Linked DNA regions of Homo sapiens: region 1 is linked to region 2. A link is an interaction called in ENCODE POLR2A ChIA-PET data of the cell type or tissue named here. Cell type or tissue: A673. All regions are shown on one strand. Region 1 overlaps LOC105370504 (a long non-coding RNA gene). Region 2 overlaps FERMT2 (FERM domain containing kindlin 2).

Region 1 (4,000 bases), 610 kb after region 2:
GATAAATGTACATTTAGTGGTCTGCCAGCTTACCTGTTAAGTCAGTAGTAACATTCCAAGCCACCATCCATCAACTGGATATGGTCTACTATATTTTTAGATTCCATTTTTTAATGAATTAAAATTGAACAAGTCTGGCAGAATAAACTAATTTCCCAGAATGAATACCATGCCACCTGCCAAAATCTTCCTCATCCACCCTGTCACCTACTTCTCAAAGCATTCTTAGGTCTTCTAATCTGTAATGACTCCATTAACTCCTGTGCCTTCCTAGCATGGGTCATGTCTGTGTCAGCTCTTACGGGAGGTTAGCGACTATGGATGATGGTCATCCGGGAGCATGTCTGTCTTCCCCTGCAGAGAGGAGCCTAGTCTTAGTTGGCTTTGGGCCTGCCCACCTTACCTTGTAGAGTGCCATGCATGTAGGTACACAGAAATGCTTTTTAAATTGAATTACTATTTTTCTTCAGTAGACTATACACGGGAGGGAAAAAAAATGGTGGTGGCTTCTGAAGGGCATCTGGTGTTAATAAATGATGTCACAGAAAAAAATCAGAGCAAAGATCAGAGAGCTGGACGGCCGTACATGCTTTGCCACTGCATGGCTCTATGTGCCTTGGATGAGTCACTAAACTCTCCAAGCCTTTGTTCCCTTCTCTTTGTAATGAGAGAATGGGATGAGTTTGACATTATGCTTCTTTACAGCACTAAGATTCTAACATCTAAGGTAAGGTGCTGAGAACAACTTCAGGTAAATCAAGGAATGTGTTAAATTTTTAAAAAATTTTTATTTCTTTATTATAGAGGTAAAATGTACATATAAAATTTACCATCTTTACCATTTTTAAGTGTACAATTCAGTAGTAAAAATACATTTATATTCTTTTGTTTTTTTCTTTTCAGCCCCCCAACCCCCTTTCTGGCCTCTAGATGTTTTAAAATGGGAACCACATAAGTGGGTGATTCCAGGGCAAAAGAAGTCTATTCTATTTTGAGTGGTAAGGATTATTTTACATAACTATGGGATTCAGAATAAGGTATTTATCAAGTGTGTCTGTGGATGGTGTTTCAAATATGATTTAAATTGGCCAGGTGCAGTGGCTCACACCTGTAATCCCAGCACTTTGGGAGGCTGAGGCAGGCAGGTCACTTGACCCCAGGAGTTTGAGACCAGCCTTGCCAACATGGAGAAACCCCATCTCTACAAAAATACAAAAATTAGCTGTGTGTGGTGGCATGCTCCTGTAGTCCTGGCTACTCCGGGGGCTGAGGCAGGAGGATCCCTTGAATCCAGTAGGTGGAGGTTGGAGTGAGCCAAGACCATACCACTGTACTCCAGCCTGGGCGACAGAGTGAGACTCTGTCTCAAAAGAAAAAAAGGGTTAAGTTAAAAAAAACCTAGCATAAAAGGAGTAGTCCAAGATTATCTTCGCTTGGCCCATTGTACAGCTTACAAAATATGTCATATTAAAAATAAATACAACTTAGAGTTTTAATCAAGTCTGAATTTTGGTGGTAATTATTTTTGAAATCTCATCACACTTTTTTTATAAGACATTTTCATTTAAGAACAGTTTGGAGTTATCCCAGAAACTTGAATTATCCTTTAAAAGAGTATTACGTGAAATGTATTTTTATTAGTGGAGAAGAATAGAACTCTTTCACACGCGTTGGGTTAGTTTCATTTCCAAACTACAGACCCTTACCTTGTGGAGTCAAAGCAGAGATGGTAGGTACTTAATTGTACTCTTTGAATAGTGCGCACTGTACCAAATTATTTTATTGCTGGGTCCATTCTAATTTATTGAGACCACTGTAACATGATCTTGTTGGGTCATACATAAACTGTTCACTTCTCTCTATACTGATTTTACCAAATCTGCTATATACATCTAGCAATCCAGTCAATTTTGCAAACTATTTTATCAGGATTGACTTTCCATCTATCTTCTTGGGGACCAAGAAAGAAACTCAATAAATCTTTACCAGATGAAATCAACCCTTAAATGGGTGAACTATTTCCATTGTCCAGTTGTCCCAGTAAGTTTAAAGCAGAGAGTGTTTTTGACAGCTTTGTTAATTTAGCTCTTTTTTTTCTTGCTGGCAATTCAAGTATAATTGAATTCTAGTGTTGAGCTTTAAATATGTACTTGAGACTTGAAAAGGAAGCTTGATGAGGCGTGTGCTGCAGCATAACCTCTCAATTATTCACACATTTATGGGACTGTAATCACCAAGGCCTCTCATTGTAAACATTATGAACACTTTTATAACCAGACATTGATATGAGCTAATAGGCAGTGAATTACAACTCAAATGATGAAATTACAAACAGTAATCAGATGGTCAGGGTCATCAATCCTAATTAACACCATCATTTTTCAGTTCTAAAATCTCTGATTCTGTATCAAGTCACTTTTTAGTGTTACCTGAGTAATTTCCAAAACTTCAACTGGTAAAGGCTGACATGTTTGAGAATGATTCTAGAGCCTCAGAACTACTCACTGCCTACAATGAGGACAAGAAGTACTGCCATTTTTGTGTCTTGCTTTTAGATTGAAATAACTTATAAGTTATCTGTCTGTCATTTAGCATGATATAATAGCTGTGTTTAGTAAAGCATCCCAGATTGGCTTCTGCTAGTATAATACTTAACAGGATTGGAAGAAAATCCTGCATAAATGTGATTAGTGACCCTTACCTCCCTTTGTCCTTTTCTCCATTCCTGCCTACTATCAATAATTAATTGAGTCATTCAAAAAATATTGATTGCATCATAACCTTGTGTCAAACACTGTACTAGGCCCTGGGGAAATAATCCAGGCATGCTATCTCACCACCATTGTAAAGCTTTAGAATTGTAGTTCCAATGCTATCAAGGAAGATTTCAGACGTTATTGAATGAATTTATACTGAACACAATCTTTAAAGTCATGAAAAAAACAGCCACAATGGATTGACATATATTCTGTTAGAGTCAGTTGGGTAACCCACTTTCTTCTTGTTCTATGGTGGTTTGGGAGCAGAATTGGGAACAACAAGATTTCTGGTCATTTTTGTTCCTTTGTTTGAGATGTGTGGGGAGATGGGTGAGAAGATAATAGGGACTAGGAATTGCTTAAAACAACATTTTGAAAGAAAACTATGAACGGACTTGCTGTGCAGTTTCCCTATTTGCTCAAAGCTCTTCAGATAAGCAGTCACAAAAGTATCTATTTTCAGATTAAATGAACAAGAGAGATGTGCATGTAAGTTCTGCTATGGGTTGAAAATTGTGCATAGTTTATTATACATCTAGTTAATGTATGCATAATCATGGGTAACAAATGATCAGCAAGAACACAGCTGGGTTTAAACTTTCTTTTCTAAATCCCTTCTCACTAAGGGTTGTTGAAAACCCCAGAGTAGCTAATAAAATACATTAAAACTGATACTGAAAATGGTGACAGATACTAACAGCAGCATCTTCTTGAAATTAAATTTCTTCTTTTAGGTCCTTTAGCGGCTATTGCTTCTCTTCTGAGTGAACTTATTCTTTCATGAACTATTCTGGCATTGTCATTTCCACATATCAGGGCCCTGAGAGCATTTGCTCCAAGTTTATTTGAGGTGTGGTTTTGTTGTCATTGTTGCTGTTTAGTTTTAACCAATTTTATTTCCAACAATACCTTGCTTTATCTATTCAGTCTGAAAAATGCTTCCTGTAGCTACTTATTAGCAGGGAGCGACTTCTCTCTTTTTTTTCTGTGCACTCTCATAGTGTGAGATTTTTTTCTTGTAATAAAAAATATATAGAGAAGAGAAGACTTTTCCCTCTGAATTGTTTCCAGATTGAAGTGAAAATGGAGTCTCCCATTGTTGGAAGCACAGCTGCTGCCACATGTTCTGTGTCTGCTCCTGTGTCCTCACTGATGGGAGGGGCTTACTGGTATCATGTTTAGCCATTTTCATGCCGTGTTGTGAGCTGGCTTGGTTCTCTCCCCTCACGGCCCCTACAAAA
Region 2 (4,000 bases):
ATGTAACTGCTATTTTATAACTACTTGCTTAACAGTGATACTTAATTGTATATAGTACCCTACACCCTACTTTCTAGCACAGAATTTGCCAACTAACTTTTGGAAACAGAAAATTCTGATCTACCTTATAGAAGACAACCAAGGTTAGATGACTGATCACATATTACTTTTCTTTCCAGGAACAGAAAACTAAGGGCAGAAAAAGATAACCTGCAAAGAATGCTGGTAATCAAGTAGAGTTACTGTTGAGCTGAACTGAATGATCGGTAGGTAGTATATATAGGCTGAGCCTCCCTAATGTGAAACTCTGAAATCCAAAATGCTCAGAAAACAGGGGAAAAAAAAAAGTTTTAGACTTTAGAACATTTCAGATTTCAGATTTTTGGATTACGAATGCTCAACCGGTTAAGTACAATACAAATATTTCAAAATTCAAGATCAGAAACACTCTGGTCTCAAGCTTTCAGATAAGGAATATTCAACCTGTAATACTTTCTTTCTCACATCTAGTGTCAATGTCACCCACTAAGGAAGCTCCATCATATACTCCCCGTGGGGAGGCAAGGAGAAAAAGAGCTGTAAGAGCACTATGAGTCCACCAGCACATGTCACTTGGGTTCCTCCAGAAGGCATCCCTGACCTAAGAACTTGGGTGCAAGCAGCTTATTTGTGGGAAGGAAATCCCAGGAAGCACACTTGAGGGGATCAGTGAAAGTGAGATGGGGAGAAAAGCCAACTGGAGGTTCCTCACTGCTGTGAGCACCTGCAGTTCAGTCCTTCAGGGCATGCCTCAGAACTCTCCCACAGAGGAGAAAGATGAGGTATCTCTCCACTTCCTTGTTAAGGGTTACTCCTGGGGCCATTACATTAAAAACTCTTAACACTTCTTGGCTGCCAGCATGGGGCTGGCTGCCCTGCACTCAGGCAGAGCAAGCTCAGAGATCCCTGCACCTAAGGAAAAGAGCTTGTCAGCATGTTGGGGATCTGCCCACCAGGAGTGCAGGTGAACTACAGTGAAAGAGGGGGGCCTCCATAGCACCTGTTACAGCCTGAAAGGAATGTTTATTAAATTAAAAAAAAAAAACAGCTGTTTTATTGTAGAAGCAGGGCGCTGCAAAGACATAATAAAAGACAGGCTCAAACAATGTGGCCCAGGAGTAGGTGCTAAAACATAGAGGGCAAAGACACTAACGTGATAAGGAGCTTTTGGGTACAAAATTTACATATGGACACTAATAAAGAGGTAATGTGCCACCAACCACAAAATCTAAAGAATTTTTATAATGTGAGGTATGAAAAGGACTACTGGTCAAGAACTCGACTTTCCAAGTCAAAACTACATAAATGTGAAGCTGGAGGTTAGCAAACTATGAATGGCCCAAGGACCAAATCCTGCCTTCTGCCTTTTTATGGCTCACTAGCTAAGAACAGTTTTTGTACAGTCATGAGTCACTTAACAAGGGGGATAAGATCTGAGAAATGCGATGTTTGGCAAGTTCACTGTTGTGTGAACATCAACGAGCGTATTCACAAACCTAGACAGTATAGCCTACTACACACCTAGGTTATATGGTATGGCCTCTTGATTCTAGGATACAAACCTGTACATATGTTACTGTACTGAATGCTGTAGGCAACTGCAACACAGTGATAAATATTTGTGTAGCTAAGCATAGAAAAGGTATAGTAAAATTAAGGTATTATTAATCTTATGGGACCACGGTTGTATAGTCTGCTGTAGTTGACTGAAACACTGTTACATGGCTCCTGACTGTATTTTTAACTGGTGGGGGTTGGGGGGGGAATCCAAAGAACAGTATTTTACATAATTTTATATAAAGTTCAAATTTCAATGCCCATAAACAGTTTTATGAAACACAGCCACACTACTCTGTTCACACATTGTCTATGTCTACTTCTGCACCACAACATTAGACACAGACTGCATGGCGGCCCACAAAGCCCAAAAGCCCAAAATACCTACTATCCATACTTAAGAAAAAAGAAAGAAAAGAAAAGAAAACTTTGCAGGCCCCTGTTGTAAGCAGTGTTATCTTGCACTTAGATAATGGTACAATAAAATCTCAATTTTCCATCAATTAGGCTTCCAACTGTGACCTCAGAAACATATATCTCCCCTGATACTCATCCTTCCCTTTAAAACCTGTCCCTCCCCCATGAATTCCACCTCAGTTTCTCATCAAAGGAGCTATCAACCTGCACCCACCAAGAGAAGGGGATAGGATCCAAAGATTACATACTGGACATCCTATGAGTGGTCCGTTTACCCACAGAAAAAAAATAAGCTCTCTTACTGACTGGCAACGCTGGTAAAACTAGTCTTTTTTACCCAGAGAAACTAGTGGATGAGTAACAATATAGAAAAAAAATTACACAAAATAAAAGCAGAAATAGGAGACCAGAAAAAAATCAGAAGTGTCAATACCACTCATGGCAAAAGATAAAAACAGAAAAGTAGGTGTTCTGACAGCGAAGTAGAAGACAGTGTTAGAAGATGGGTAAGCTGGACTGTGGGGGCTTGTGACTTATGTTCAAATACTGGGCTTTTCAGTAGCATTCCTGAAGACTCAACACACTACCAACCTAGTCAGCACTACTTGCAGAGTAATCACTACCACAGAATAAGAACATCAGACGTGCTGAATTCGTGAATTCAACAAATACCTGTTGAACATGTACTGTGTGCAAGAAGGCACTGTTCTAGTGCTAGAGATATGATGATGAACAAAACAAAGTTCCAGCACCATTGAGGGAGACCAAGGTGGCTAGAGGAGAGGAAATGGAGATCAGCAGGAGGTGGCATCAGAGAGCCAGGCAGGAGCCTTGTAGGTCACAGTGCATGGTTTAGGTGTTACTATGTATGAGATAAGGCCCTAGAGCAGTAGTTTTCTGCCTGATTGGCATTAGAATCATCTGAGCAGCTTTTAAAAAATACTGATGCCTGGCCCCACCCTAAACTAGGGCTATTTTGGTTTGTGAACAGCTGTCTGTATTTTTTTTATGGGCAGATACTCCACCACCTTGGTGACATCTCTCAAACCAAATATATCAGAATCTCTGTGGGTCTAGGAAATGGTTTTAAGCAGTAGTCACTTGTTTCAAAATCATTACTGATAATTTTGAAGAAGTGTGGTGATGGGGGTATGCAAGAGTTCACTCTTGCAAGAGAGTGTGCAAGAAGTTAATGTGAGAGTGGAAATGACAACCATTTCAGTTATAATGGTTGGGAGGTGAGGAAGTACAAATAAGAAATACAGAAAACTTTTCCTGGATATTTTACTGCAGCAAGGAGAATAATAGCGATCAATAGATAGAATAATAGCTGGTAAATACACAGAATAATAGCTGGTAGATAGAAAGGAAATGGCAGACCCAAGGAGTATTTTTAGCTTCATTTTTAAAAAGGGAAAGCTATTACAGCATTATTTTAAAAGTGGCTGAAATGATTTCGTATTTCAGATCATTTATAATTATTTATAATTATCATTCACTAATTTGCCCTTCAGCAGAGTATCACTTCAAAACTTCCTAAAGACCCGACTGAGCCCCCTCAAACAGGCAAAGCAATGTTTTCCCAACTTCCAGAAAATTAGCTCTTTCTTTGGTGCTGGCTTTATATCACACTACCTATCTTATTTTGAAACTAACAGTATCTCCATATCAAGTCACACAATTGGCTCTGCTCAGACTATCACAAGAACATACCTATTCTATTCATTAGTAGCAAAAACAAATTGTATACACTGATGAAAATCCTGAGAAAAATGATGGTACACCAACTGAGAAGCATTTGCCCAGGCAAGCATAAAAACTAACTGCACATCAAAAAGTACTTAAAGGCCAGGAGCGGTGGCTCACACCTGTAATCCCAGTATGTTGGGAGGCCAAGGTGGGCAAATCACTTGAGGTCAGAAGTTGGAGTTTGAGACCAGCCTGGCCAATATGGTGAAACCCCATCTCTACTAAAAATACAAAAATT

Evidence for each region. Peaks named below come from ENCODE experiments on the same cell type or tissue, not always from the same donor. Only the 100,000 strongest peaks of a DNase experiment are listed, where the experiment ranks them.
Region 1: POLR2A ChIA-PET joins it to region 2 with 5 read pairs; 2 of 35 experiments call an interaction of 5 or more read pairs at or near these places.

The regions. Positions count from the first base shown.
Region 1 is chr14:53,529,141-53,533,140 of GRCh38, forward strand. All of the region lies in intron 2 of LOC105370504 (a long non-coding RNA gene), which reads left to right. Among named protein-coding and RNA genes, the nearest start is that of LINC02331, 320 kb to the right of the region's middle. In A673, no CTCF peak of the experiment used is centred here; no DNase peak of the experiment used is centred here.
Region 2 is chr14:52,921,411-52,925,410 of GRCh38, forward strand. The region is part of intron 2 of FERMT2 (FERM domain containing kindlin 2); the gene reads right to left. The region is part of intron 2 of LOC105370500 (a long non-coding RNA gene); the gene reads left to right. Among named protein-coding and RNA genes, the nearest start is that of FERMT2, 28 kb to the right of the region's middle. In A673, no CTCF peak of the experiment used is centred here; no DNase peak of the experiment used is centred here; H3K27ac peaks cover 728 bases.